3 separate regions of the Homo sapiens genome follow, and all the other regions are linked to region 1. A link is an interaction called in ENCODE POLR2A ChIA-PET data of the cell type or tissue named here. Cell type or tissue: CD4-positive, alpha-beta T cell. All regions are shown on one strand. Each heading gives the region's core, and the rest is flanking DNA. Links, peaks and the distances in the headings are about the cores only. Region 1 holds the start of HNRNPU (heterogeneous nuclear ribonucleoprotein U). Region 2 holds the start of LOC107985372 (a long non-coding RNA gene). Region 3 holds the start of C1orf202 (chromosome 1 open reading frame 202).

Region 1 (9,903 bases), core at 1-5,000:
TGCTTTTAAAAAAACTAACCCAAGTTTTGCTGCACTTAAGCATTAAGACTTCTAAAAAAAAAAAAAAAAAAACCACCATCACCGCATTTCATAATTGGGGAGAAACAGCTTCACTTACAAGTATCAAGACAAACCACTGTGTCATCGAAGTGTTCATCTTCTTCTTCAACAGGTGGCTGAGGAGATTTGGCTCTGAAAGACAGAATTGTCTCCTGATACAGCTTTCCGATCAACGAACGAATAAGGGATGAGTAAAACTAGGTGAGCATCCTATACCTGCTATACTTGTTCTCTTCAATGTACTCAAAATATCCACGGCCATGATCTTCTCGTGGTCTTTTAACACCCCTCTTTTTATCTCCGCCTTTCTGTTCTGTTTTGCCGTCCCCTAAAACACACACGAGCCCCATAAAGGCCAAGCCTCTAAACAACAAAAAAACGCTTTTCCGTTCCGAGAACCAAAGCAGCTCGACTTTATCCTGCTTTTTAACTGAGGTTTTAACCGAGGACTCAAATGTGAATTCAAAGAACAATCAACTACGAATTCGATTGGCGCTAGTGACGCAGTCTAAAGACATTACTAATTTTGCCAGTCTCCTCGATGATTCGAGAAAGCCAAAGAAAAACTGCGCGGCCCAGGCCCGAAGCCCACGTGTATCCCGAAGAGAGCGCAGAGAGGGGGAGGGGCCGAGCCCGGCGCGGCGGCGCTCCCCTCCCCCGCGGGCCCGCGCTCCCCGCGGCCGCATTGTACTGATCTTCCGCCCCCCGCCCCGCCCCGCCCGGCTCCTCCCGCCGGAAGTGACGTCACGCCGAGCCCCTGCGCTCCTTGCACAATACAGCGGCGAGGAGCCGCCAAAGCGCGCCCGCCCCGGGACCTGGGGCCTCTCCCCTCCCCCCGAGACATGTGCCCGCACCGCGCGCACGCAGCGCGACGGCGCCACCGCGGGCCGACCGGGCTCCCTCCCGCCGCCCGCCCGCGGCTCCTCCCCCTACAGCGGCAGCTGCAGCTCCCCCCGGCTCTCGAGCCACATAATGGAGGCGCTGCCACCGCCGACACACACACACACACACACACACACGCGCGCGCGCACACACACGCCCCGAGCCCGAGGCCTCTCGGCTAATCTGGGATTCCCCGCGCCCCCTCCCCCACCCTCACCGCGGCGCCCTCCCGCCCGGGGCTCCCTCCCCCTGCGGGGCTCCGGCAGGCCTGGGGCACGGTCCCCACCCCGCGCGGGCCTCCCGCCGCGCGCAACGTACAACGCAGCACTCACCCGCCGCCGGAGCCCCGGGGCGACCGCCGCCTCCGCCGCCTTCCGCCTTCTTCTTACCTCCCGCCTGCTGCTGGCCCTGCCTCGCCCCGGGCGGCGCCACCGTCACCGCGAACAGCGAGGTGGGGCCGCTGCTCTTCCCCGCGGCCTCCTTGGCGGCCCCGCGCTGCTGTTGGGGCTGTTGCTGCTGCGTCGCCGGCGGTTGAGGCTGCTGCTCCCCGTGCCCGTTCTCGTCGCCCGCGCCTTCCTCTTCGTCCCCGAGCTCATCTTCCCCTTCCTGGAAACCCTGATCGTCGCCGTTCTCGTCTTCCGAGGCGGCCTCCTCCTCCTCCATCGGGCCCGAGTCGGCCGCCCCCGCGGCCCCGTTCTCCTCTCCTAGCTCCATCTGGTCGCCGTCCAGAGCGGAGATTCCTTCCTCCTCCTCTTCCTCTTCCTCCTCCTCTTCATCGCCGCCGGCCGCGGCCTCCTGCTCGAGGCCTGCTCCCGAGCGCCCAGCGGAATCCCCGCCCAGGTCTAGGCTGCCGTTCCCGGGCTCCATGGCGGGGCGGCCCCCGGCCTCCTCGTCGTCCAGCGCAGCCTGGAGTCGCTCCATGAGCTCGGCCTTGAGACCCTTGTCAGAAAGGCGTCGCTTCTTGAGCTCCTCTTTCAGCTCCGACACCTTCAGCTTTTTTACATTAACAGGCGAGGAACTCATGGTGAGGGCCCCGATTCACCGCTAGGCGCTGCCTCAAACTCGGCTCCGCTCACTCGGCCACTGGTGGCGGCTGCTGCGGCTGCTCCTCGGCCCGGGCGGCGGCTGCGGCTGCGGCTGGAGATGGGTTCGTGCTGCAGAGCGGATCCGCCTGGTGTCGAACGGCGCCAATTCCTTTCACCGAGTTCGCGAGGGAGACGCGGAGACTCGCCTGGCGCGAGCGAGCACGCAACGTCCTCTCGCAGGAGCGGCGCCGCGCACGTAATATAGGCGCCCCGCCCCCTGCGCTGACGGGAGCACTGCGCAGGAGGAAAGCCGGAGCGCGCCCGCGCTCGGCCCCGCCCATTACCGTACTTACCTCCCCGCCCCCACGCCGAACCCGGGCCGAGAGCGCGGTGGAGGCCGCGCAGTGCGCTTCCAATTGGGACTGAGCAAATGGAGGAAAAGGAAACCGCCTTTCAGTTCAACCGACTCACTGCATGATATATTGGCCTTTCTGGGTCTTTGGTGGCTATACTCGTTTGGCTTTTCTCCTTCCCAGCTTGGAGGCTGCTTTATCCAAATGCTTTCTTCAGTCCTCAACTTGGCGTTTCAACCCGAATCCGCCTTTTCTTCCATCTTAGATCTGCCTTCTTATGTGTTTCTCCAGCTCTTCGTTTAAAACTCCTTCAAATCGTATTTCAGTTTTGACTGGTATAGCATACATTGGCAACTGTTACACGCAGCGGCTCTTTTCCTCATAATACCGTATTTGGTTTAATTTGTGTAAGTCCTGCCTTGCGAATTGGATTTTAAGTTCGAGAAGGGCAAGGGCAGAACCGTTCTTTTGTCTGTTCCACACCCCGGGTGCGGGGCCTGGGAAGTAGAGGCTTTGCTTACTACTCCATACTGCAAACCTTAGTGTACCTGCCTTTGCAGGGCAGCTATTCTCATGCTCTTAATAACCCTGAATAAACCTCAGAATTGCATTTCCAAGTTTTCTGTAGCTACCACAAAGACGGACCTCCAGTAACACTTGTTCTGTCCACTTTAGGACCTGGTCATCAGCTACGAAGTCCCAGTAGCTAACCGTGAGGGTGAGACCCAACTAGGTCTTTGATTATAGGCCCACTTGATTCTCTTCCTATTCCTGTAGAAATACTCTTGACCAAATTATTCTGAAACTTAAAGTTTACGAAAAATCAAGGGCTGTGATTTTGTAAAAAGAAAAATGGACTATCGCTCTTGAAATCCGTTATTTTATATGTTAGAAGTTTACTTTTTCTCTTTAAAGAAAAGATGTGATGTCTCGAAGTTTTAGATAGGGAAGTCAGAATTTAGATTCGTGATAGAAGTTAACATTTTAAACCCTAGATAATCTGCAGTGTCCAGCCAGTGTTCCATCTGACTAAGGAGATGGTTTATACCCACTGTTTGGTGCTCTAGGTGGCACAATAATATTGCCCCATTATTAATTTGAAATTTGGAAGTAAACACATTGAAATTTCTCCCATAGGCTAATATGATTTAACTAATTGATACATTTTATTTTTGAAGTTTATTTTCGGTAGCTTTTATGAAGCATTCTACCATACCTTGCAGTCATGTATACGTGAAATATTAACACTTGTGAAATGATTTGACTTGAAATTAATGGACTATGTACAGTACTACTGATAATCCCCAGTTCAAGTTAAGTGGTGAGGATAGCCCCCAAAATAGAAACTTCCAAACAGTGCCAGAAACTCATTTTAGCCTTTGGTTATAATTTTGAAGGTTATGAATAAGCCACAAACTGGAATTTGAAATTTTGTCTTCGTTCAGAAATGGGAAGAGAGCTACAGGGGGTTTACATGTTCACAAACTAGATAACTAATCCCTTAATGAATCAGAGTTAAATACAATTATGATGGTTCCTTAAATTTATGTGTCCTAGATATTATTTACACCTTTAAATATTAGTTATATGAAAACAAATTTCATTTACTGGAAAACACTAAACTATGAAAACAAAGATTGTATATCTACATATAGTAGATCTGTAACAGTCACTCTTGGAACATTAAGTCAGTTGCAAAAATAAACATGAAATACAACTTTTGATGCTCACAAGAAAGTTCTATGGCTTTATCTCCAAAAGTTTTGGAGAACTTTAGAGCTGGATGGGGCCTGGAGATCGATCTGCAGTCCTGTTCATTTTACTGCCCAGGAAGCTGGGACCCTCACCCCCCACACCAATGGGCTTTCTATTACATTGTGCTGTCTTAGACAACATTTGAAAGAAAAACAATTTCTGCTCAAAGAACCATCATCATACTATCCTTTTCACAAACAGAGGAAATATGCCATTCCATAGTCTTATGTTACCACTTCAAAGTACAAATGGTGACATCTTATTGATCATTTTTGCTTCTTATATTTTTAATGCTATCATGATAGTCCTGCTCTACAGAGACCTGTTAAAGTGCAGGTCACTTCCTGTAAATCTCTGAAGGACCTCTAAGACAATTTAAATTCCCCCTGTGTCAAATCCTAGAGGCTACCAAGAATACCGCGTGCCGGAGGAGACAAGTTAATTCTCAATAACAAAAAATGATTCAAGAATGACCTATGAATAATTGATCTGTGAGAGGTAACTACAAAGTTTTGGTGCTCTGCATGTCTAGCTTACATTTTTGAGGTTTAAGCAAAGGAAATGCTATACTTTGTCACACAATTTATTCAGCAAATATTTTTTCAATACTTTCTCAAAAACATTTTATAGTCATAACGATGAGGCAGTTCCAGAGATCTACAGTTAACAAAGTATCCTGCACTTAAAAATTTGCTGGCCAGGCCCAGCGGCTCATGTCTGTAATCCCAGCACTTCGAGAGGCCGAGATGGGAAGATGGCTTGAGGCCAGGAGTTCGAAACCAGCCTGAGGAACACAGTGAGACTCCATCTCCACAAAAAATTAAAATTAGGTGGCTGTGGTGGTACGCCTGTAGTCCGAGCTACTCAAGGGGCTGAGGTAGCAGGATCACTTGACCCCCGGCAGTCAAGGCTGCAGTGAGCCGTGATTGTACCACTGCACTCTAACCTGGACCACAGAGGGAGACCCTGTCTCAAAAAAAAAAAAAAAGAAAAAAGAAAGAAAAAGAAAAAAACCCGTTAAGATCTTACGTTAAATATTCTCATTCCCCCCCGCCCCCCAAAAAAAACAAAACAAAACAAAAAACAAGATCGGGAGTGGTGGCTCACACCTGTAATCCCAGCACTTTGGGAGGCTGAGGTGGGCAGATCACCTGAGGTCAGGAGTTCGAGACCAGCCTGGCCAACATGTTGAAACCCCATCTCTACTAAAAACACAAAAAATAGCCAGGCGTGGTGGTGGCCGCCTGTAATCCCAGCTACTCAGGAGCCTGAGGCAGGAGAATCACTTGAACCTGGGAGGCGGAGGTTGCAGTGAGCTGAGACTGAGCCACTGAACTCCAGCCTGGGGGACAAAGCAAAACTTCGTCTCAAAAAAAAAAAAAAAAAAAAAAGGCCGGGCGCGGTGGCTCACGCCTATAATCCCAGCACTGTGGGAGGCCGAGGCGGGCGGATCATGAGGTCAGGAGATCAAGACCATCTTGGTTAACACAGTGAAACCCCATCTCTACTAAAAATACAAAAAATTAGCTGGGCGTGGCAGCGTGCGCCTGTAATACCAGCTACTCGGGAGGCTGAGGCAGGAGAATGGCGTGAACCCTGGAGGCGGAGCTTGCAGTGAGCCGAGATCGCACCACTGCACTCCAGCCCGGGCAACAGAGCGAGACTCCGTCTAAAAAAAAAAAAAAAAAGAAAGAAAGAAAGAAAAAGAAAAAGAGCCGGGAGCAGTGTGGGCTCAAGCCTGTAATCCCAGCACCTTGGGAGGCCAAGGCGGGCGGATCACCTGAGGTCGGGAGTTTGAGACCAGCCTGACCAACATGGTCTCTACTAAAAATACAAGATTAGCCGGGTTCGGTGGCAGGCGCCTGTAATCCCAGCTACTAGAGGGGCTCAGGCAGGAGAATCGCTTGAGCCTTGGAGGCAGAGGTTGCGGTGAGCCGAGATTGCGCCATTGCACTCCAGCCTGGGCAACAAGAGCAAAACTCCACCTCAAAAAAAAAAAAAAAGGGAAAATGAAAAAGAAAAAAAAGGACAAAGGTACACAAGGAAACTGTTGGAGGTAATGGATATGTTCATTTTCCTGAATGTGGTGATGGTAGCATGCGTGTGTATGTCTGTCCAAACTCACCAAATATGTATAGATTTATTAGTTATATGCAGGGTTTTCTTTTTTTTTGAGACAAAGTTTCACTTTGTTGCCCAGGCTGGAGTGCAGTGGAACCGTCTCAGCTCACTACAACCCCCGCCTCCCGGGTTCAAGCAATTCTTGTGCCTCAGCCTCCCTCGTAGCTGGGATCACAGGCGTTCACCACCACCCTCGGCTGATTTTTTTTTTTTTTTTTTTTTTGTATTTTTGTAGAGACAGGGTTTCACCATGTTGCCCAGGCTGGTCGTGAACTACTGAGCTCAGGCAATCCACCCATCTCGGCCTCCCAGAGTGCTAGGATTACAGGCGTGAGCCACCGTGCCCGGCCTATATGCAGTTATCGTATACCAATTATACCTCCATAAAGCTGGGGAGGTTGGGGGAGGAAGACAAAAGAATTCAGGCCTGCGGGGAATGATGGGAGTGGGTAGGAGAGGAGAGAGGGGAGAGAGGAAAACACAGATCACCAGCAGCCTCGTGGGTGGTTTTGTAAAGGACTTTGGCTTTTGCTTTCTGCTATGGACTGAACGTTTGTGTCCCCACAAAAGTCCTGTGTTGAAACCTAATCCCCCATGATATTAGGAGCTGAGGCCTTTGGAGGCAACGAGGTCATGAGCGTGGAGCCCTCATCAATGGGATTAGAAAATTTATACAGAGCTGAAGAGACCAGCGTTCGTGTCTTCTGCCCTGTGAGGACACAGCAAGAAGGTGCCCTGGGTGGGGAGGCGGGCCCTCACCAGTCACTGAGGCGCTGGGCTTCTTAGCTTCCAGAACTGCGACCAATAAGTGTCTGTTGTTTATAAGCTACTCGGCTTATGATGTTTGTTAGAAGAGCCCAAATGGACTAAAACACCTCCAGGAGGAGGGAAGACATAGAACGTTGTTAGCAGAGTGACATGAGGGGACAAGAATGCTAAATTAAAAGGACTCGAGAGGCTGTTCTATTTAACTTGGTTTTTGTTTGTTTGTTTTGATCTGGAGTGCAGTGGCGCAATTTCGGTTCACTGCAACCTCTGCCTTCCGGGTTCAAGCAATTCTCCTGCCTCAGCCTCTCTAGTAGGTGGGGTTACAGGCGTTGGCCACCACGCCCAGCTAATTATTTGTATTTTTAGTGGAGACGGGGTTTCACCATGTTGGTCAGACTGGTATTGAACTCCCGACCTCAAGGGATCCACCCGCCTTGGCCTCTCAAAGTGCTGGGATTACAGGTGTGCGCCACCTCCAGCTAATTTTTGCATTTTTAGTAGAGACAGGGGTTTGCCATGTTGGCCAGGCTAGTCTTGAACTCCTGACCTCAACTGATCCACCCACCTTGGCCTCCCAAAGTGCTGAGATTATAAGCATGAGCCACCATGCCCGGCCTTAACCCCTTTTTTTGTTTTTGTGTTTTTTGTATAGCACGATCAAGCCCAATTTAAATTAATCAAAGATGCATAAAATATACTGAGATACATTTTCCAATGTATTTTACAAAAGATGTAAGAGTCAGAAACACCTCCAAAGTATTCTGTACTAAAAGTAGACATTTTCACATAGACAAACAGGAAAGCCCAGCTGCAAGGGAGGAGGTACCAAGTTCTGGTTAGAAGTGCAAACTTTCAACTCAGAAAGTCGAAGCTGTACCACATAGTCGCTGCGTGATTTTGCACAAGCTATTTTTCTCTCCATGCCTGAGTTTACTCATGTATAAAAATAATACTTGCCACCTGAAGTTGTTGGGGAAATTCAACAAATAACTGAATACAGTGCTTGGCACACAGTAAAAGCTCAAAAAATAGTAGTCTTCATCAGACACACTGAACAATTTTAGGCAGTTAAAAATCTATGATTGGCTGGGCGCGGTGACTCACACCTGTAATCCCAGCACTTGGGGAGGCCAAGGTGAGTGGATCACCTGAGGTCAGGAGATCTAGAACAGCCTAGCAACATGGTGAAACCCCGCCTCTACTAAAGATACAAAAATTAGCCAGCGCCTTAGTCCCAGCTACTCAGGAAGCTGAGACAGGGGAATTGCTTGAACCCGAGAGGTGGAGGTTGCAGTGAGTCGAGATTGCACGACTGCACTCCAGCCTGGGCAGCAGAGCGAGACTCCATCTAAATAAATTAATTAGTTAAAAAAAAACCTACGATTGAGTGATTAATACTAAATCTTATCAAGGAAATTATAACTACATGTATTTTGTAAGTTATCAATGAATTGTTTGTGGTAAGATGTCAATCTGGGAATAAGTGAAGCAAAGTCTAAACATAAGTATGTAGGTTGGGTACAGTGACCCACACCTGTGATCTCACTATTCTGAGAGGCTAGAGGTGGGAGGATCTCTTGGGTCCAGGAGGTCAAGACCGGCCTGGGCAACATAGCAAGACCCTGTCTCTAAAAATAAATAAATAAATAAATAAAAATAAAAAGTATTTTTTAATTAGCCAGGCATTATGGTGAGTGCCTGTAGTCCTAGCTACTGGGGAGGCCAAGGTGGGAGGATGACTTGAGCCTAGGAGTCGAAGGTTACAGTGAGCAGGCTGGGTGTGGTGGCTCACGCCTGTAATCCCAGCACTTTGGGAGATCAAGGTGGGTGGATCACCTGAGGTCAGGAGTTTGAGACCAGCCTGGCCAACATGGTGAAACCCCCTGTCTACTAAAAATACAAAATAATTAGCTGGGTTCGGTAGCAGGCACCTGTAATTCCAGCTACTAGGGGGACTCAGGCAGGAGAATCGCTTGAACCCTGGAGGCAGAGGTTGCATTGAGCCAAGATCTCGCCACCGTACTCCAGCCTGGGCCACAGAGTGACACTCTGTCTTAAAAAAAAAAGGTTACAGTGAGCAATGATCATGCCACTGCACTCCGGCCTGGGCAGCAGAGCAAGAGCCTGTCTTCAAAAATACATTTAAAAAATAAAACACAAGTACCAGACTTGACTTCGAGGCCCAGCGCTGTTATGATAACCAACTGTGTGACCTTGAGCGAATTGCATGACTTCTCTGGATATTAGTTTTCTTGTCTATAAATGAAGCAGATCAAGCCAGGCATGGTGGCTCATACCTGTAATCCCAGCACTTCGGGAGGCTTAGGTGGGAGAATGGCTTGAGCTCAGGAGTTCGAGGTCAGCTTGGGCAATATAGCAAGACCTTGCCTCTACTGAAAAAAAAAAAATTAGCCAGGTGTGGTGGCACATGCCTGTAGTCTTAGCTACCTGGGAGCAGGGAGGTGGGAAGATCGCTTGAGCCCAGGAGATTGAGGCTGCAGTGAGCTGTTATTACACCAGCACTCCAGCCCTGGCAACAGAGCAAGACCCTGTATCAGGAAAAAAAAAAAAAAAAAAAAGCGGAGTAAACTAGATTTGTAGAGGCCCCCTCAAGGGGAACCTTCCATGAGTTTCGTTTTTGCTGACCTGAAGAAAACTATAAATGGGCAAGCTTCGTTAAACTTTGAAATAATAGTTTATTCATATTTAGCTTTTACTTGTTAAAACTTTGCTCTAGAGTCTCACAGTATTTTATAATTAATTAGCAGACATGAAATTTTTTTTTTTTTTTTGAGACGGAGTCTTGCTCTGTCGCCCAGGCTGGAGTGCAGTGGCACAGTCTCAGCTCACTAGAAGCTCCGCCTCCTGGGTTCACGCCATTCTCCTGCCTCAGCCTCCCGAGTAGCTGGGACTACAGGCGCCTGCTACCACGCCTGGTT
Region 2 (9,903 bases), core at 2,461-7,460, 63 kb before region 1:
TAAATAAATTAGCTGATCACTCCTTGGAGCATGTAGTGAATTAGGAATTCACCAATGGAAGAAACACGTGTGAGTATACGATGGCGACACCTGGTGGTAGGATATGCAATAACATCGTGAACCTCCCTTAATGGTGGATTCCTGGCTTATTGTTGGAATAAAATGTAATTACATGGAAATTGTAAGAGCCATTCTAAAAGGTTAGCAACAACAAGAAAAAGGTTGTCTGCATGAACTTGCATGTGTGTGTGTCTATTCTTGTGCATTAAGGACAGACAATAATCCAAGACACAGTTAATGAAGATGAGAGCCTGATCAAGAACCTGTCGTTCACTCTGCTGCTTACTGTTATGCTGACCTTGTGCAAGACACTTCACTGCTTTGGGCTTTGGCTTTCTCATCTTTAGAGTAGGAAGATTTAAGAATCCCCACTTAGTTCAATAAATAGTATAAGTGAAAACTGTTTTGTGAATTGCGTGAATATGTTATACTACGTTAATTATTATACTATTAGCTATTATTATAATAAAGATCATCGTTGGCAGGACACAGTGGCTCATCCCTGTAATACCAGCACTTTGGGAGGCCAAGGCAGCCGGATCAGTTGAGGTCAAGAGTTCGAGACCAGCCTGGCCAACATGATGAAACCCTGTCTCTACTAAAAATACAAAAATTAGCCAGGCATGGTGGTGCGAGCCTGTAATCCCAGCTACTCGGAGGCTGAGGCAGGAGAATCATTTGAACCCAGGAGGCCGAGGTTGCAGTGAGCCGAGATCGCGCCACTGCACTCCAGCCTGGATGACAGAGCAAGACTCCATCTCAAAAAAAAAAAAAAAAGAAAACTGTTACAAAGTTAGCTCTCTGCTACAAATTTCCTGTCAAGGAATGTTAATATTGCTTGAAGATGAGAGCGCATTAGTCTGGACTTTGAACCTTGTAATAGTCCCTTTTACTCAGGGATAACTGCTTAAAACTGCAACGTGTCCAATCTATGAGCGTCAAAACAGCAACCGGGTGCAGGGTTCTCAGCCAGGGGCAATTTTGTCCCCAGGGGACATTTAGAAATGTCTGGAGATATTTTTGGTTGTCACGACTAGGGGGAAGAGTGCTACTGGCATCTAGTGAGTAGAGTCCAGGGACGCTGCTACACATCCTACAAGGCACAGACAGCACCCCCACCACAAAGAATTATCCGGCCCCACATGCCAAAAGTGCTGAGGTTGAGAAACTGGTCTAGCGTAACAGAAGGGAGAAAGTAGACCTTTTTCCCTACTGTCCTAACCACCATTAACAGCAACCACAAAGATGGGATGGTGGGTCATCAATGTGAAATTCTCCAACATATATGTGCAAAAGAGCTCAAGAAATGTATTAAGTAGCATCATACAATGCCATTGTTATCTACTATGTGTAAACCGTCTCAACATGGGCACAACTGGTCTTGTTTTTCCCTCCTCTTTTTACAAAGAAAATGAACCTGACCTGAATAGAACTTTTGCTCTATTCAGACATCAAAATAAAAACTAGCGGTAACTATTAAATGTGTAGTTACTTGTGGAATTAAGACTAAGAGTTAAAAGGGAGTGAGTATACTTTGTAATGACCACATGCTCTGATAGTGTATAGTAGTGCCATTTTTTCACTTTTCATTTAATATTTTTCAGACAAGGTCTCACTTTGTCACCAAGGCTGGAGTGCAGTGGCACAATCACAGTTCACTGTAGCCTCAACCTTCCAGGCTCAAACAATCCTCCCACCTCAGCCTCCCAAGTAGCTGGGACTACAAGTGCATGCCACCATGCCCGGCAATTTTTTTTTTAAGATGGAATGCCATTATGTTATCCAGCTGGTCTCAAATTCCTGCACTCAAGCAGTCCACCCACCTCAGCCTCCCAAAGTCCTGGGATTACATGTGTAAGCCACTGCACCCAGCTGAGTACTGCCATTTTTAAAAATGGGACAAGAACATTTACAAATACATTTAAAGGCTGGGTGTGGTGGCTCACACCTGTAATCCCAGCACTTTGGGAGGCCGAGGTGGGTGGATCACCTTGAAGTCAGGAGTTTGAGATCAGCCTAGCCAGCATGGTGAAACCATGTCTCTACTAAAAATCCAAAAATTAACCGGTGTGGTGGTGCATGCCTGTAATCCCAGCTACTCGGGAGGCTGAGGTGGGAGGATCGCTTGAACCCAGGAGACAGAGGTTGCGGTGAGCCGAGATGGCACCACTGCACTCCAGCCTGGGCGACAGAGCGAGACCCCCTCTCAAAAAAAACAAAAAACAAAAAAACAAGCACACACATTTAAAAATGTGTGAGCAAGCACACACATTTAAAAATGTGTGAGCAAGCACACAGAAAAAAAGCTTTTTAAAAAACCTTTTTAGTAATTATATTAGTGATGGTAATATTAGTATTGCAGCTCCGACACTGTTATGAGTAATGCGGACACATCAAATGCGCAAGATGAGGTATTCTGATTCCATTCTAGATTTTGGTTTTGAGAATCATATTTTCAACGTGGAAGAATGTGTATACAGGATTCTCAAGATGTAGAGGTTAGGTAAAATTCCTTGCTGTTCTGAATCTGAATGTAAAGTATCAGTGTGAATGCATGAGGTATTTTCTATTCTATTCTCTTCATGTGTCTATATATGCAAAATCTTCACTGAGAAGGCCCAAAAGCAAAGCAACGACCAGCACAGTAGCAGCCAGCATCTTTATGCCCAGAGTACCGTCTTCAAATACCATTTCCCACTAAAAGAAACAAATGCTTCATGAAGAAATGACTGATTCCCAGTTTGGGGCAGAAAATATACATTTTGACCTTTGTCATATCATCTAGTCACATCAGATAGCAACAAAACTACCGAAGACTACTAGGGCCATGTAAGAAGGATTCAGGAGCCAGTTGGAAAAGGCATCCACTTACTGAAGATGACACAATTTATGCTTCAATAATTCCAAGGGACTGAAAATGATCAAATATGTTTAAATCCCTAAGTTCTTAATTATATTCAAACATTTTTAATCATCACATTTGGAGGATGCTAGGGAACCAATTCTCTTCCCGGGAGAGGAGGGTGGGGGACCCATTCCTTATCTTAGAAAACTTACGAGAGAAAAGAATCTAGTACTTTTCCCAACTTTCCTACATGGATTGTACCACTGGGTAACCTAATGGTAGATGAGAGGAGGCATCTCTTTATGAAAGTATTGCAACTAATAGACCGGCGGGCGCGTTGGCTCAAGCTTGTAATCCCAGCACTTTGGGAGGCTGAGGTGGGTGGATCACGAGGTCAGGAGATCGAAACCATCCTAGCCAACATGGTGAAACCCCGTCTCTACTAAAAATACAAAAATTAGCCAGGTTTGGTGGCACACACCTGTAGTCCCAGGTACTCGGGAGGCTGAGGCAGGAGAATCGCTTGAACCCAGGAGTTGGAGGTGCAGTGAGCTGAGATCATGCCACTGCAATCCAGCCTAGCAACAGAGCGAGACTCCATCTCAAAAAAAAAAAAAAAAAAAAAGGTATTGCAACTAACAAATGAAAAAAAAAGCGGTAGAATTAGAGTATTACAATTTTGTAATTGTCAGTGGATTAATGGCTTTAGGCATCAGGCATCCATGACTATTAACATAGCAACAGAGTTGACCTGCGTTTTGTGCTTCCTGATTCAAGATCCAGTAGTGACTTAGTCTTGCCATAGAGTCTGAACCTAAGTCTCATCATACCTTGGGATCCAGCTGCTACATCGTAGGAAATCCAGAACACATTGAATTCCACCGAGAATACTTCATCAGCAACATCCAGATTGTGGGAAATTTCACAGGTCAAAGGATTCAGGTTTTTCAACAGATAAATTGTCAGAATAAGAAAGAGAGGGGAAACTTGTAGCTTCGGAGACTTAAAATCATAACTAATTTTCAAAAAATAGAGATGGGGTCTTGTTATGGTGCTCAGGCTGGTCTCCCACCTCTGCCTCAGCCTCCCAAAGTGTTGAGATTACAGGCATGAGCCACCACGCCCAGCCACGACTTTTTTAACTGGACAACCATAGAGTCCCAGGTGTTCACTATAAAGAAACACGACCAAGTGATTGTCTTCGTGGTTTCTTGGCGGCGGTGGTGGTTGGGACGTGATAGGGGTGGGGCCCGTGGATGGTCTTCTCAGTGGCTTGCAAAGTTCTATTCCTTGACCTGGATGGTAGTTACAAGGGTGTTTGCCTTCATTACGCTATACATTCATTTTTGTATGATTTTCTGTATTTATGTTTTATTTTCCAAAAAAAAAAAGCTTTAAAAGAGTATAAAGAAAGTAGATGGCAGAAATTTGTGGAATCTTCCCCCAGCAACATAAAAACGCGGTGGGTTTTTGTAACTTGGTTTTTACACTTTACAATTAATATTGTAATGAGAAATACTCGTGTGGACCACTAGGGCGCACAATTTGTTGCCCGCAGCATCTGCGGCACTGGCACTGATGAAAGGGGGATGCTAAATGCTTCAGTAACGCCACCTGAGTCTCGGGATGAAGCAACATTATTCATCGCCCTTTGATCATGAGCTACATATGTGAGTGCCAATGCTGGCGAATCGTATTTGGAAAGTCGGGTCCAACATGTGATGTGTACATACAGGGTATACACTGAAAATACCGTAGTTTTATCCTCTTTTAAGATAAGCTTCAATTTATTTGAGTTATTAGAACAAAGCCTCATAAACCACGGTAAAAAGAACCTTAAAACTTTTTTTTTTATTTTTGAGGAAGTCTTGCTCTGTTGCCCAGGCTGGAGTGCAATGGCACAATCTTGGCTCACTGCAAGCTCCATCTCCTGGGTTCAAGCGATTCTCCTGCCTCAGCCTCCTGAGTAGCTGGGATTACAGGTGCCCGCCACCACGTCCAGCTGATTTTTGTATTTTTAGTAGAGACAGGGGTTTCACCATGTTGGTCAGGCTGGTCTCGAACCCCTGACTTCAAGTGATCTGCCTGCCTTGGCCTCCCAAAGTGCTAGGATTACAGGCATGAGCCACAGTGCTCAGCCCAAAAACCTCAAGACTTAGTGTGTGGAGAATGGAGGTGAAAAGTTTTTGTGGTGGTCTCCTAATGAGACGATAGCCCCCTGGCGGAGGGAGAGAAACACGTGAGAGCTATTTGGAGCCTCCCTGAAAGGTGTCACTGGGCTATGGATGGACTGAGAACCACACAGCGACGGGCCAGCCTTCGAGGGCCAACACAGAGTGAGAGACGGCCTCTGCAGGGCCCAGGCTGGGGAGGGGTGGTGAGGCCAGTCACGACTAGTAATCTAAGAGCCGTCTTTCCTTACCTGTGGTGTGGAAAGGGCTGCGGGTCACAGAATCTTAGTGATACGAGCTTAGGCGAGGCTCAACGGCCCTACCTCTCAGGTGAGAAAGCAGCTCTCCTGTAATCGTTATCTTTTCTCAAAGGGGAAGAACAACTTCTTCCTGTTAATAAATCACAGACCTCAGATGCTTTGTATTGCTGAGGAAACAAAACGTTTATGAATTGTTCACAGGCTGAGAAAATAAGATGCTTTGAGTTTTTGGTTTTTTCTACAAGGCTGCAATAAATAACACAGCAGTAAATCCTAACCTTTAGCTCTGATTGGTATTATTTCATTTTGGTGCCTTTCCAGCCGGCCCAAAAGTGTGATGCTGTGATACACACAGTATGTGTGTATGTGTGTATACACATGACTATTTTGTGAGATTTCGCGTACTAGTTCATTAGTGGCGCCCTGGAATCACAGATCCTTCCTGCTGCGGTGATAGCATGTGGGTGGTGCCGAGGTGGACTGCTGCTTGATGGTGAAGAAAGAAAAGAGGACAGGAGGACCCGCCAGGACCACATGTGGAGAGCTGCAGCGAAAGAATCCTCGCTCGGTGGACACCATGGCTTTTTGCTAAGCCCTGGTTCTCTCTATGGACCCCATGCCTCATCTCCAGAGCCAAAACCCAGCCTTTCTCATTCAAGGACACTCCCCAGAGCTTTGGGAACACATTTCATTCTGGCTCTGTTAAGTACCCCCATAGGGTCCCGAAAGTCCAGGCTGCTTCTTGCCCCTGCCGCCTCAGGTCCCAGAGGCCCACTGCTGCGTCCAGGACGCCTCCTCCACCACGTCCTCTCCCAAAGCTTATGCAGCAGTTAAGCAAAGGGGCCCTGGCCTCTACAGCACCGAGGCAGCCTCCTAGTTCAGCCACTCTCATGTGAGTGTGGACAAATTATTTAACCTCCCTAAGCCTCCCTTCTCTCTTCCATTAAATATGGATGATAAGGATAATAAATATTAACCTCATAAGGTTGTTGTGAGAGTTAAATGAGAAAAGATATATAAAACTTAGGCCGGGTGTGGTGGCTCACGCTTGTAATCCCAGCCCTTGGGGAGTCTGAGGCGGGCAGATCACTGAGGTCGGGAGTTCGAGACCAGCCCAACCATGGTGAAACCCCGTCTCTACTAAAAATACAAAATTAGCCAGGAGTGGTGGCTCATGCCTGTAATCCCAGCTACTAGAGGGGCTGAGGCAAGAGAATCTTTTGAACCTGGGAGGGGGAGGTTGCAGTGAGCCGAGATTGCATTATTGCACTGCAGCCTGGACAACAAGAGCGAAACTCCATCTCAAAAAAAAAAAAAAAAAGATATATAAAACTTAGTGTCATTCCTGGCCTGTAAATGGTAAGTAAAATGTAGCTCTCACCTTTACTCCAGGTTTCAGAAATGCTGTTCCTCTCAACAGAGAGGTGGTGGATTCTCCACAAATGCTGAGGAATGAATGGATGGATGAGAGAATGCAGTGACCACTTCCCATGGATGGATGAGAGAATGCAGTGACCACTTCCCAATGATGAAGATTATGGCAAAAATTGATTTTAAACTCCTACAAGATAGAATCCATGATTTAATTCTTTTTATTTTTTTCTTTAAGACAGAGTCTCACTCATTGCCCAGGCTGGAGTGCAGTGGCGTGGTTACAACTCACGGCACCCTCAACCTCCCCGGGCTCAGGTGATCTTCCCACATCAGCCTCCTGAGTAGCTGGGACTACAGGTGCATGCCATCACACTTAGCTAATTTTTCTATTTTTTTTTTAAGAGATGGCGTTTTGCCATGTTGCCCAGGCTGGTCTCCAACTCTTGGGCTCAAGCAATCCTCCTGCCTTGGCCTCCCAAAGTGTACAGTCATGTGTCACTTAAGAATGGAGATACATTCTGGAAAATGCGTCATTCAGCGATTTCGTAGTTGTGTGAACATCACAGAGTGTACTTACACACACCTAGATGGTACAGCCTCCTACTACACACCTAGTCTGTATAGTGTAGCCTATTGCTCCTAGGCTACAAACCCGTACAGCATGTTACTTTACCGAATACTGTAGGCAATCGTAACACAATGGTAAGTATCTGTGTATCTAAATATATCTGAACATAGAGAAGGTACAGTAAAAATACAGTATTATAATCTTATGGGATTCTAAGATTATAATCTTATAATAATATAATCTTGTATATTTGGTCCATCCTTGACAGGAACATTGCTATGTGGCATATGACTGTATAGCTCTTCGAACCAAAATAAAGCAAAAAGATGACTCCCAAAAAATAGATTATGAGGCCGCACGTGGTGGCTCACGCCTGTAATCCCAACACTTTGGGAGGCCAAGGTGGGCAGATCACTTGAGGTCAGGAGTTCAAGACCAACCTGGCCAACACAGCGAAACCCCATCTCTACCAAAAATACAAAAATTAGCCGGGCATAGTTGGTGCTCGCCTGTAATCCCAGTGACTCGGGAGGCTGAGGCAGGAGAACTGCTTGAACCCAGGAGGTGGAGGTTGCAGTGAGACAAGATCGTGCCGCTGCACTCCAGCCTGGGCAACAGGGCGAGACTCCATCTCCAAACAAAACAAAACAAAATTATGAAGAGACTACGCTTAGATTAGGGACTGGGATTTAACACAGGTTCAATCTTCCTAGAGTACATCTTTAATAAAGTATACACAGGGAACAGTGCCCAAATCATAAGTGTACAGCTAGATGACCTTTTACAAAGTGAGCACGCATCTGCGATCAACACCCACAGAAAGAACATTCCCGGCGCCCAGCACTGTGGCCCTCCCGTTCACTGACCCCGCCTTCCAACTTCTGGGGCATAGATTTTTGTTTTTGAATTTCGGACTTGTTTTTGTTTTTGTTTTTTCAGGTTTTCTTTGTTTTGTTTTGTTTTGTTTTCCTGAGACAGAGTCTCATTCTGTCACCCAGGCTGGAGTGCAATGGTGTAATCTTGGCTCACTGCAACCTCTGCCTCCCAGATTCAAGCGATTCTCCTGCCTCCTGGGCAGAGGTAGAAAAAAAGTTTCAAAAATCATGAATTCATATTAATATTCAAATTAGGACATTTACAATCTAGGCACTAAGGATAGGCATTGCTAGTAGGTGTCATTGCTTTTTTTTTTTTTCTTAAGATGAAGTCTCACTCTGTCGCCCAGGCTGGAGTGCAATGGCGCAATCTCGGCTCACTGCAACCTCCTGGCCTCCCAGGATCAAGCGATTCTCCTGCCTCAGCCTCCCAAGTAGCTGGGATGACAGGCGCCCGCCACCATGCCCGGCTAATTTTTGTGTTTTTAGTAGAGTTGGGGTTTCACCATGTTAGCCAGGCTGGTCTCCAACTCCTAACCTCAAGGGATCCGCCTGCCACAACCTCCCAAAGTGCTGGGATTACAGGCGTAAGCCACCTCGCCCGGCCTGTTTTTTAACTTTGGATAAATGGTAACCTACAGTGTACACATTTTTCTGTCTCCTTTCTTTTCATTCAACCTTCTATTTCTGAGATTCACCCAAGTTGTCCCATTAAGTTCTAGACTTAAATATTATATGTGTTGTAGGGTTATTATGGACAAATAACACAGCAGAATGGAAAAGAACATGAAAGTGAGACCCCTGCAACCCATTAATGTGTGTTTCATTTAATGACGGTAACTCTACCGAAAAAGAACAAGAAGCGATGACACCTGGCCGGGCGCGGTGGCTCACACCTGTAATCTCAGCACTTTGGGAGGTTAAGGCGAGCAGATCACTTGAGGTCAGGAGTTCAAGACCAGCCTGGCCAACATGGTGAAACTCCATCTCTACCAAAAAATACGAAAATTAGCCGGGAGTGGTGGAGGGCAGCTGTAATCCCAGCTACTCGGGAGGCAGAGGCAAGAGAATCTCTTGAACCCGGGAGGCCAGGAGTTTGCAGTGAGCTGAGATTGCGCCACAGCACTCCAGCCTGGGTGACAGAGTGAGACTCCATCTCGAGAAAAAAAAAAAAGCAATGACACCTACTAGCAATGACTATTCTTAGTGCCTAGATTGTAAATATCCTAATTTGAATATAAATATGAATTCATGATTTTTGAAACTTTTTTCTACCTCTGCCCACTGAAAGAGCCTAGACGAAATGGCTCTCAGTAGCAGTGAGCTCTCCTGGGGCCTGGTTCTTGGGTTCCAAATACTATATCCACTAGGAGAGGCCGGGTGTGGTGGCTCACGCCTGTAATCCCAGCACTGCAGGAGGCTGAGGTGGGCAGATCACGAAGTCAGGAGTTTGAGACCAACCTGGCCAACATGGTGAAACCCCGTCTCTACTAAAGATACAAAAAATTGGCGAGGCATGGTGGTGCAGGCCTGTAATCCCAGCTACTTGGGAGACTGAGGCAGGAGAATCACTTGAATGCGGGAGGCGGAGGTTGCAGTGAGCCGAGATCACACTCCAGCCTGGGTGACCGGGTGAGACTCCATCTCAAAAAAAAAAAAAAAAGGAAAAAAGAAAAGAAAATGTACAAGATGTTCCAGGGATAGCCTTTGTGTCAGAAAGTAAGAGAGCTTGGGTCCATAAGGAGCCACT
Region 3 (9,903 bases), core at 3,160-8,159, 130 kb before region 1:
TTTCCCTGAGGTACTTTCATTGGCTCATTCACTCAATAAGCACACCAACCATGTACCAGAAACTTATAAACATGATTTCCTATTTGCAAAGGCCTTCTGCCATCACAGCTTTTCTGATCCACAAATTGCACTGGACTTGAAATAAGAAATATTTCCAAATCGCTGTTTGGTCATTAGAAGTTAGTACAACCTCTCTGAGCCTTGTATTCTTATTTTAAAATATAGCAAGAGCCGGTGCTCCTACCTGTAAGCCCAGCACTTTGGGAGGCTGAGAAGGGCAGATCACCTGAGGTCAGGAGTTCAAGATCAGCCTGGCCAACATGGTGAAACCCCGTCTCTACTAATACAAAAATCAGCCGGGCATAATGGTGCACACCTGTAGTCCCAGTTACCCGGGAGGCTGAGGCAGGAGAATCACTTGAACCCTGGAGGCGGAGGTTGCAGTGAGCCAAGATGGCGCCATTGCACTCCAGCCTGGACAACAGAGTGAGACTCTGTCTCAAAAATATATATATACATAGTAAGACTCCTTGTCCTGTCAAACTCACAAAACTATATGCAGATCACCTAAGAACAGCCAGTGAACACGGGAGTCATGCTGTCGTTGTTATAGTTAAAGAAAAAGATTGGTTGATTATTTTAAAATGAGATGGGGTCTTGCCTTGTTGCCCAGGCTGGTCTTAAACTCCTGGCCTCAAGCAATCCTCCCACCTTGGCCTCCCAAAATGCTGAGATTGCAGGTGTGAGCCACCATGCCTGGCCAAAATTTATTGTTAATTAGAAAGAGGGGAAGCAAGATGGAAGGGCCAAGCCACCTGTTAGGGCAGAAGCAGTTCTAGAAACCCCATCTCATAGAGTTCAGGGTGCAGAACTGCTGAAGACATCCTCCTTCTTTCTGGCTGGGCACCTCTCAGGGCTTAAACACAATGATAGCCATGAGTTTTACTAACTCAAATTGAACATGTCAATCACGGGGCCTGTCTTACCCAACAGTCTATTCTAATGAAAACTCTGCAGCACCCAGCACACCCCTACTGCCTTTTCAGGAAAGCAGTACTAGGCTTCTCTTAACTAGGGGTTTGGACCAAGGGTAGGACCCCTGATCCAAAGGCAGCTAGACCCCAGGAAGACAGCCATGAAAGTAGCCTGGCTTCACCAATAGCAATGGTGGTAATTACCAAAGTCAATCAGACCACATCCCTCAGACAGATCTGTCTGGGAGGATACAGAGTGATTATCAATGGGAAGAGAGAAAGAGGACAGGCCTGCATGGGGAGCAGGGAGGGAGGCTCAGCCCACAGGAGGACTCAGCTCCAACACGCCTCAGGGCTGTGATCTAGCCCCATTTTCAGCACAGTGTTTCCTTATAATAAACACATTTCCCCTAGATTCCTTTTTTTTTTTTTTTTTTTTTTTGAGATGGAGTCTCACGCTGTCACCCAGGCTGGAGTGCAATGGTGTGGTCTCGGCTCACTGCAACCTCCGCCTCCTGGGTTCAAGCGATTCTCCTGTCTCAGCCTCCCGAGTAGTTGGGACCACAGGCCACCACGCCTGGCTAATTTCTGTATTTTTACTAGAGATGGGGTTTCACTATGTTGGCCAGGCCGGTCTCAAACTCCTGACCTCGTGATCCACCTGCCTCGGCCTCCCAAAGTGCTGGGATTACAGGTGTGAGCCACCACGCTTGGCCCCCCTTTAAGGTAACTTTACCTTAAAGGAATCTGAGGCTAGATAGAAAAGTCTCTAAAAGAGGAAACTAAAAGAGCTTCACTAACACAAAAACTCAACCTGACTTACCTCCTGTGGCCAAGAGACATGTTTCTGGAATATCTACACCAGAAAACACTCAACCACAGATGGCTGAATAATGAGGCACTACATTTTTGTTGGTTTTTTAAACTGGTTTTCAGCTAGAAAGAAGATGGATATGGGAGGAAGAAAAAGTCCCATGCTGGTCCTAATGCAGCTCTGCAAGATCAGAGATAAAAGTTGTCACCATGAAATACTGCAAATTCCTAAGCTTGGGGGTGGAGGTGGGGCAGGGAGGGGGCAGTGGCAGAAGGAACCACCTGCAGGTACTCAACCCCAACAATGTAATGCAGCCTGGGTGCTCTCTCTGCATCCAAGGACCATGCTTCTGCTGAATTGGGGCCTTAGTGGGAGACATCTGTTGGTGTATCAACCCAGCAAATCTGGTAGAAGCTACCACTCTGCTCTTGCCCTGGGAGACAGCCATTCTAATCAACAGCCAAGAGGAGCCAATTGAAGGCCGACAGCACAGTGCCAAAAAGGTAAGGCTTTGTGTGGATACCTAAGAGTGAAACTAGGGAGACAGAGGACACACGTGAAACCACCCTAATAAATTCTCTAAATAAGTTGAGCATTTACATTATGCTACGTGCTTATACACCAAGCCTGGGTGTGTGTGTGTGTGTGAGTAGAGAGGGGTCCCCACAGACGGAGACATAATCTAGGCCAATTTCCTCAGCCTAGTGAAGAGGAAGTACTGCAGAGGGCCACGAGACAGTCGAAACAAAAAGGCATGGCTACATTCAAATAAATTAAGGGTCAGAGAATTAACTGTAGTTTGTCTCTTTCCTTTCGGAAACAAACCCAGAAAACATTAAATAGGTGGAATGTCTTACACATTATTCAACAGCACCTCTAGTCCAGGATTTGAGAATTCAGCAATTGGGCATTCTTCCAGCGGTCTTTTCTTTACCGGCCTCTTAGCTTCAACCTCTCGAAGCAGAGAGGGTTCAACTGGGCTGCTACCTACAGAACAGCTTTTAATTCAGGCATCACGGGACCCCCCGCCCAGTCAGCTATAGGCAGGATAACAGGATGGCCTTCCTCCTAAGGATGGGGCTATGAGGTTTAGTGGCTTTTCTGGTAAAAACGCCTTCCTCTATCACAGACCTACAAAGCAATTTCATCTATCTGGGCAACGACAAGAATAAAGAAGCTAGGAGAAATACAAAATGCACCTAACCAACCCCAAGTCACAGAATTACAGAGAATTCTTCCCTATGGGGCGCCGGCTCCTGGCCTCGGCTTTCTAGCGTATACCTTGGTTTTTCTGTTTTTCATCTTCCTAGGTTCACTGTTCAAGTATCAGGCATCATGATCCTCCACCTCCCACCCTTCCCCCAGTGATTTTTTTTTTTTTAAGACAGGGTCTGGCTCTGTTGCCCAGGCTGGAGTGCAGTGGTACAATTACAGCTCACCGCAGCTGAACACTGGGGCCTAAGCGATCCTCCCACCTCAGCTTCCCAAGTAGCTGGGACTACAGGCGCGCACCACCACACCCAGCTCAATTTTTAAATTTCTCTGTAGAGAAGAAGCCTCCCCATGTTGCCAGGCTGGTCTTGAACGCCTGGCCTCCAACAATATTCCCACCTTTACCTCCCTAAACGCTGGCCCCTTCCCCAGCGTTGACGCTCTAGGTCAACGGGGAGGGGAAATCCCTGCCTGGAAGGCGCCAGGGACTCCAAAGCCGCTTCAACAGCTGCACAATCAAGTGGAGAGCTTCCAGGCTCGCAGTTTGGCGTTTTTAGCTTGCTAGTGAAAAGGGTAAACTGAGCAGGGAGCGGTGGCTCATGCCTGTAATCCCAGCACTTTGGGAGGCCGAGGCAGGTGGATCACCTGAGGTCGCGAGTTCGAGACCAGCCTGACCAACCTGGAGAAACCCCGTCTCTACTAAAACTACAAAATTAGCCGGGCATAGTGGCACATGCACAAGTAATTCCAGCTACTTGGGAGGCTGAGGCAGGAGAATCGCTTGAACCCGGGAGGCGGAGGTTGCGGTGAGCCGAGATCGCGCCATTGCACTCCAGCCTGGGCGACAGAGCAAGACTCTGTCTCAAGAAAGACGGAAAGGAAAGAAAAAGAAGAAAAGGGTGAGCTAGTGAAAAGCTTGCCAGCTTTGGCGCGTGAGGCAGTGAGGGGAGAGGGAGGGGTGGATGCTAGTCTGGCTGGGAACAGCCTGCGGAGAGACCATTATCACAGTTTAGTAACTACCCGTAAGGTGTGTCGCGCTTTCAGAGTCCCCACAGCACTTTCACTTCTACTATTTTACTTTCATCCTCACGAGTCTGTAGAGCCGGAGTATCATTAGCAGGTTTTTATTGATGAGGAAAAGGAAGACATTCAAGACCCATCTGGGAGCCTCCAGGAGTCCTTTCCCTTTGTTCTTCTAAGTCTAGCCCTGGTTTCCAAACTCCCCTGTCCCACCCCCACCCCAAGCCACCCTTCCTAAATGCCTGTCAACAAAAGCATAAAAGTAGAGTTCGCTCACTTCAAAGTGGGATGTGAAGCTCAGCATCCTGCTTTAAACGATTTTTTTATTTTTTTGACGGGGCGTGGTAGCTCACGCCTGCAATCCCAACGCTTGGGAGGCTTAGGATCGCTTGACCCCAGGAGTTTGAGTCCAGCCCGGGCAACATAGTTGGTTTTTTTTTTTTTTCTCCTGTCTCAAAAAAAAGGCATTGCAGAGATTGAAAACCGTTTCCCACCTTCTCCCCTGCAGTGTTTAGGAAGAGACAATCCGCCCCCGATTCAGCGCTTCCCAGCCCGCAGCAACTGCGCAGCGGGGGGAACCCAGGGCTCCGCGGCACCCGCAGGCTTTAGTTACTGCTCCGAGGCCCTCGGACCAAAGAGAGGCTGCGAGGAGGACGCGGCTCGTTTAGCTCGCTGCGAACCTCAAGATAACCCTTGGTTTCCATGCACATCCCCCCAACATTGCATGTGCTTTCATTCCTACGGTGCTGGGGTTACTTTCATTTATTGCTTTTGTTGACCAAAAAGAAAAAAACAATCCTGAGCGTGCACAGGGGGCGCAACGGGGGACCGGCTCCTCGTGGCTGACCGGCGGCGGGGCTGGCGCGCGGGGGCGGCCTGCGCGGGCCGCCCGGGGACGCTGCTCTGGGGTCCGGCCGCGGCCTCGTGGCCGCCCTGCGCGCGGTCCAGCACCAGCAGCGGGATCTCCTCCAGCCGGTCCGGCCGCTCCTTGCGCCGCAGGTAGCGCCGCCTCCACGTCGCCAGCCTCTGAAGCAGCCTCTGCAGGCTCGAGGGGCCCCACAGGCCGCGCTCCGGGGCCTCCTTGCCTGCGCGCGCGTGAGCTTGCCTGAGCTTCTTCCTGCGCGGGCCGCGGAACAGCCGCCGCCAGCACCAGCACCCAGAGCAGGAGCCGCCGTCGCCGGCCACCGCGCGCCGCCCGACCGCCTCCGGATCCCCGCGCGGAGGGGGGCCCCGCTCCAGGCGCGCCGCCTTCTCCAGCAGCTCGTGCTGCGCGCCGCCGCGCCGGGGGCCACCAAACCGGGGGGCCGCCATGGCCCGCGCAGGCCTCTTCTCGGAGCGCGGGGCCCACATCTCGGGAACCGTCGGGCTGGACAACAACGCTGCCGCCTCCAGGACTCCAAAGGGCCCCTCGCGTCCTCTCCCGGGAATGTACCCACAGGCCCCCTCTACGCGCTTGGGTTGCCCAGGAAACCCCAACGGTGACCCCACAATGCCCAGCAGAGCCCTCGCCCTCTGCCAATGACGGGGTCACCAGAATCCAGCGACCCAAGGAATCCCTCAAATAAGTCGGCCAAATTTCGCTGCGAACTGATTTACACATATGGCCTCACCTGGACAAGAAGGAATCTTGGAAGTTCCTGGGGCCCAACTCCTGGTTCACGAAGACACACAGCGTCCACGAGCAGGGGGCTGCGCAGCCTCCCCTGGGTCGAGGCGTGGGTTTCAGCCTCAGGCGTGTGTTGCGCTGGAGATTTGTATTTTGTGAACTGGTTTCAGGTGGTCTCAGCACTTTTCTGTTAACAGGGAACCAGAGTTTCAGGAAAGATCTCAAAACCTAATTTTCTTCATCTCGCCTCACTCAAAGGCCTCTTTCTTGTAAGACTATGATTGTTTTTTTTAAATAATTTTTTTTCTGATTGCAAACATAAGATTTTTGAAGAAATGTTGTAAAACTAATACAAAAAAGAAATACTCCTTTTTTCTGCTTTTTTATACATATTTTCGTGCTTATTAATTTTCTCCAAAGCAAAGTTAAATAATAATAGCTGCTATGGGGGCTGGTCGTGGTGGCTCATGCCTATAATCTCCGCAATTTGGGAGGCCAAGGTGGGCGGATCACTTGAGGCCAAGGGTTCGAGACCACCCTGGGCAACATGGAGAAACCCTGTCTCTACAAAAAATACAAAAAAAATGTCACGGCATAGAAAAAAAAATGCTACTCTGGGCACAGCCCTGGAGGGAGGGGCAGGGCAGTATCCAAAGCTCTTCTGGCAGCTGACTCCGTGGGGCCCCCTCCCCATGGAGAGTGAGTGGAATGAAGGGTTCATGCTATGCACTAAAATACAATGCAAATATTGATGCAAATAATTTTTTTAAATGAAATTGTTGCCCTCCTACCAAATGGGAAATTAATTTTATCACTGGATAGACACTTATGAAGAAACTGGACTTCAAGTTTGTCCATCCCAGTATTCTGGCAGAAAAGCATGAAATTGAGCCATTCCTTGCAAAGACCAGGAAATCCAGCATTTCCTACAAGACTGGGGATTGCTTGGAAAAGAAGAGCTGACAGAGTATCTCCAGATGCTGACAAGCTTGTAGGACGTATGCAGGACTGTTCATGAGGCCAACCAGAGAGGCCCTGTCCCTGTCCTTCGGGAGAGGCCCTGCAGCAGACACTGGGCCGGCCCTGGGAGGAACACATCTGCTTAGCTGTGTCCCTTCTGTATTCCCTTTCATGGTCCTTAAGTGACTACATCATCTAGTCCAGACCAACACGCTGTGCCCTGAGCAAGGTAGAAGATTTGGGGACAAGCCTGTGCCCATGGTTCCTTCTTCACAAGAATGAAAATGACTTCACGCTCCTAAGTTTGCTCCTACCTATTTTCTCCTTAACAACTCATGCACAGAGCAGTGGTGCTGAGGGGCTCTGCTGCTGGCCCTGTTCCGGATGGGCAGGGCCCCTGAGGAGGGCAAATCGAGAGGCAGAGGCCCAGAGGGAGGGTCTGGATGACCTAACCCAGCCTTAAAGGTGCCTGTTTTCATCAGCTCTTCCGTGTACCCAGCACCCTCCCAAGACCATCTGGGCCTGGCCCTTCCACCTTGCTCTGAGGGTCTGCTCCGGGATCCCCCACAAGTGAACTCTACTGAGGATGCCCAAGACCTGAAATGGGTTCTGGAAATCTTGGGTCCTCCATGGTCATCCCCACATTTGTCTCCCGTCTTTCTCCTGACAGACTCCACTCCCAGTAGTAGGGATCAACCTCTGCTTGTTAGAATAGGCAGCTAGGCAGACATGAGCTGAGCAGGAGACCGCCCCTGCCGGGAACGTGAGACAACCACCAGGTGATGGTCAGGTGGTTGTTATACTTTCTTTCCAAAATAATAATGGGTCACAGCAGGCACCAGGAAAAGGCGGTCTCCCAATAGGTAGAAAACACCTGATGCTGGTGATTAGCAGCCTGCCAGTAAGTTCTCAGGAGCTGGGCAAGTAGGCTCAAGTATGTGCACTAAGAGGCAAAGCGGCGGAGTTTAACTGGTATTTGACCTTCTAGGAACACTCAGCTGACTCAAATGAGTATGCACACAACTTCAGTAAACGCACTGCACATGCGGCCCCTGCTCTCAAGTGCGACATGCAGCCCACCACACGCGCAGACAGCCCACCCCACGGGAGGAACTGGGAGAAGGAACACAGCCCCCCAGAAGCATGCCAACGTATAAAGCCCCAAGTCAAAGGCTGAACAGTGCACTTGGATCGCTCAAGTCGCCCATTTGGCCCTCTTCAACTGTGCTTTACTTCCTTTAGTTCCTGCTCCAATACTTTTTTCTCCCCCTGCTCTATCACCCAGGCTGGAGCGCACCAATCTCAGCTCACTGCAACCTCCACCTCTGGGTTCAGGTGATTCTCCTGCCTCAGCCTCCTGAGTAGCTGAGATTACAGGCACACGCCACCACGCCAGGCTAATTTTTGTTTTTTTAGTAGAGATGGGGTTTCACCATGTTGGCCAGGATAGTCTCAAACTCCTGATCTCTAGTGATCCACCCACCTCGGCCTCCCAAAGTGCTGCGACTACAGGCATGAGCCACCGCATCCAGCCTTACCATCTTCAACTGAACCAAAGATAGAAGGGTAGAGCTGAGGCCAGGAAAGAGAAAGTGCCTGGGATAAAAAGGGTAAAAGAGGGCAAGATTTGTTATACAGATTAAATCAGTGCCTTCTCCAATAATCAGAGTCTCCAGTGATGCAGAGTCATCTTCCTCTTTCTAGTACCAGGAGGAAGACACTCTTACAAATGGAGATTATTTATTTATTTGTTTATAGACATGGTCTCGCACTGTTGCCCAGGCTGGAGTGCAGTGTCGCGATCTCGGCTCACTGCAACCTCTGCCTCCTAGGTTCAAGCCATTCTCCTGCCTCAGCCTCCCGAGTAACTGGAATTACAGGCACACACCACCATGCCCAGCTAATTTTTGTGTTTTTAGTAGAAATGGGATTTCACCATATTGGCTAGGCTGGTCTGGAACTCCTGACCTCAGGTGATCCACCCGCCTCAGCCTCCCAAAGTGCTGAGATGACAGGCGTAAGGCACCAGGCCCACCTGTATTTTTTTTTTTACAAATGTAAATTTCTCTTACAAAAGGGTAACCACTCTTGTTTTCAGAGCTTCTCTTGTCTCTGCTGTTTCTCAAAACAACCAGCTCAAAATAATCCTTATACCTAAGAAAAGAAAAATAGCTCAGAGATGTCTGAGCTATGTGAGGTGTGCAGGCCCAGATCCACAAGGCTACAGGACTTCAGTTGTGGACCCTTTACATCATCCCAGGCTCCTACACATGCCTGGGGGCAATTATTTAACTCTGTTCCTGACTAGCCTCACCCTTTATCTTCATGCTCTTGGAATTTGTGATACAAAGAACAATGTATGGCCAACCAATAGCTTAATGTTATTGTATTTATTTATTTATTTATTTATTCTTGAGACGGAGGAGTTTTGTTCTTGTTGCCCAGGCTGGAGTGGTGCGATCTCGGCTCAATGCAATCTCTACCTCCTGGGTTCATGCAATTCTGCTGCCTCAGCCTCCTGAGTAGCTGGGACTACAGGTGCCCACCACTATGCCAGGCTAATTTTTTTTTTTTTTTTGTATTTTTAGTAGAGACAGGGTTTCACCATGTTGGCCAGGCTGGTCTTGAACTCCTGACCTCAGGTGATCCGCCTGCCTTGGCCTCCCAAAGTGCTAGGATTACAGGCATGAGCCACGGCACCCAGCCAACTGTAGTGCAAATTCTTGGTAACAATTTAGGAACTGCCTCTTCTTTCCCTTTATTTTTTATTCTTTCTGTTGAGACAGTCTTGCTCTGTCGCCTAGGCTGGAGTACAGTGGCGTGACCTTGGCTCACTGCAACCTCTGCCTCCTGGGCTCAAGCCATTCTCCTGCCTCAGCCTCCCAAGTAGGTGGGAATACAGGCGCCCGCCACCACACTTGGCTAATTTTTGTATTTTTAGTAGAGGCAGTTTTCACCATGGAGCCCAAACTGGTGGCCATGGAGGCCTGACCTCAAATGATCCACCCACCTCGGCCTCCCAAAGTGTTAAGATTACAGGTGTGAGCCACTGCGTCTGGCCTTCTTTCCATTTAAAAACCCACTTGCAACTGCTGCTAATTGGAGCGTATCTTCAGGGCAACTTGAATCTATGCTCACAGATTGCAGTTCTCAAGCTTGGGCCCAAATCAGCTCTCTACTTATATTAGTTTTGCCTCTGCTTTTTCCTTTTAAGTTGACATATCCAGTGTAGTTGGCAGGATTCAGAGTGACTGTCCCCCTACCTCATCCCCACTGAGAAAGGAGAAAGGAAAAAATCCGGTCAGGCAGGCAGTTAG

What was found. ChIA-PET counts read pairs that join two places held together with the same protein. Peaks named below come from ENCODE experiments on the same cell type or tissue, not always from the same donor. Only the 100,000 strongest peaks of a DNase experiment are listed, where the experiment ranks them.
Region 2: POLR2A ChIA-PET joins it to region 1 with 13 read pairs; 12 of 35 experiments call an interaction of 5 or more read pairs at or near these places.
Region 3: POLR2A ChIA-PET joins it to region 1 with 14 read pairs; 8 of 35 experiments call an interaction of 5 or more read pairs at or near these places.

The regions. Positions count from the first base shown.
Region 1 is chr1:244,862,343-244,872,245 of GRCh38, forward strand. It overlaps HNRNPU (heterogeneous nuclear ribonucleoprotein U), which reads right to left and starts at 2,201. Exons shown (of 14, transcript NM_031844.3): 1 at 1,275-2,201; 2 at 277-388; 3 at 119-192. The coding sequence starts at 1,965. LOC124904588 (UPF0764 protein C16orf89-like) reads right to left here. Exons shown (of 4, transcript XM_047439568.1): 3 at 2,321-2,389; 4 at 2,140-2,244. The coding sequence ends at 2,140. RefSeq lists silencers at 591-1,270, 2,251-2,350 and enhancers at 1,575-2,406, 2,407-3,237, 2,571-2,630, 6,329-6,928. In CD4-positive, alpha-beta T cell, for the core only: CTCF peaks have their summits at 1,916 and 2,174; DNase peaks (open chromatin) are centred at 139, 969 and 2,229; H3K4me3 peaks cover 3,155 bases; H3K27ac peaks cover 3,590 bases.
Region 2 is chr1:244,796,916-244,806,818 of GRCh38, forward strand. It overlaps LOC107985372 (a long non-coding RNA gene), which reads right to left and starts at 6,857. Exons shown (of 5, transcript XR_001738568.1): 1 at 6,718-6,857. In CD4-positive, alpha-beta T cell, for the core only: a CTCF peak has its summit at 4,457; a DNase peak (open chromatin) is centred at 4,476.
Region 3 is chr1:244,725,593-244,735,495 of GRCh38, forward strand. C1orf202 (chromosome 1 open reading frame 202) reads right to left here and starts at 5,423. Exons shown (of 1, transcript NM_001395959.1): 1 at 4,109-5,423. The coding sequence starts at 5,331. The coding sequence ends at 4,783. RefSeq lists enhancers at 3,870-4,606, 4,110-4,159, 4,607-5,344, 9,487-9,903, 9,749-9,903. In CD4-positive, alpha-beta T cell, for the core only: no CTCF peak of the experiment used is centred there; a DNase peak (open chromatin) is centred at 5,139; H3K4me3 peaks cover 1,174 bases; H3K27me3 peaks cover 710 bases.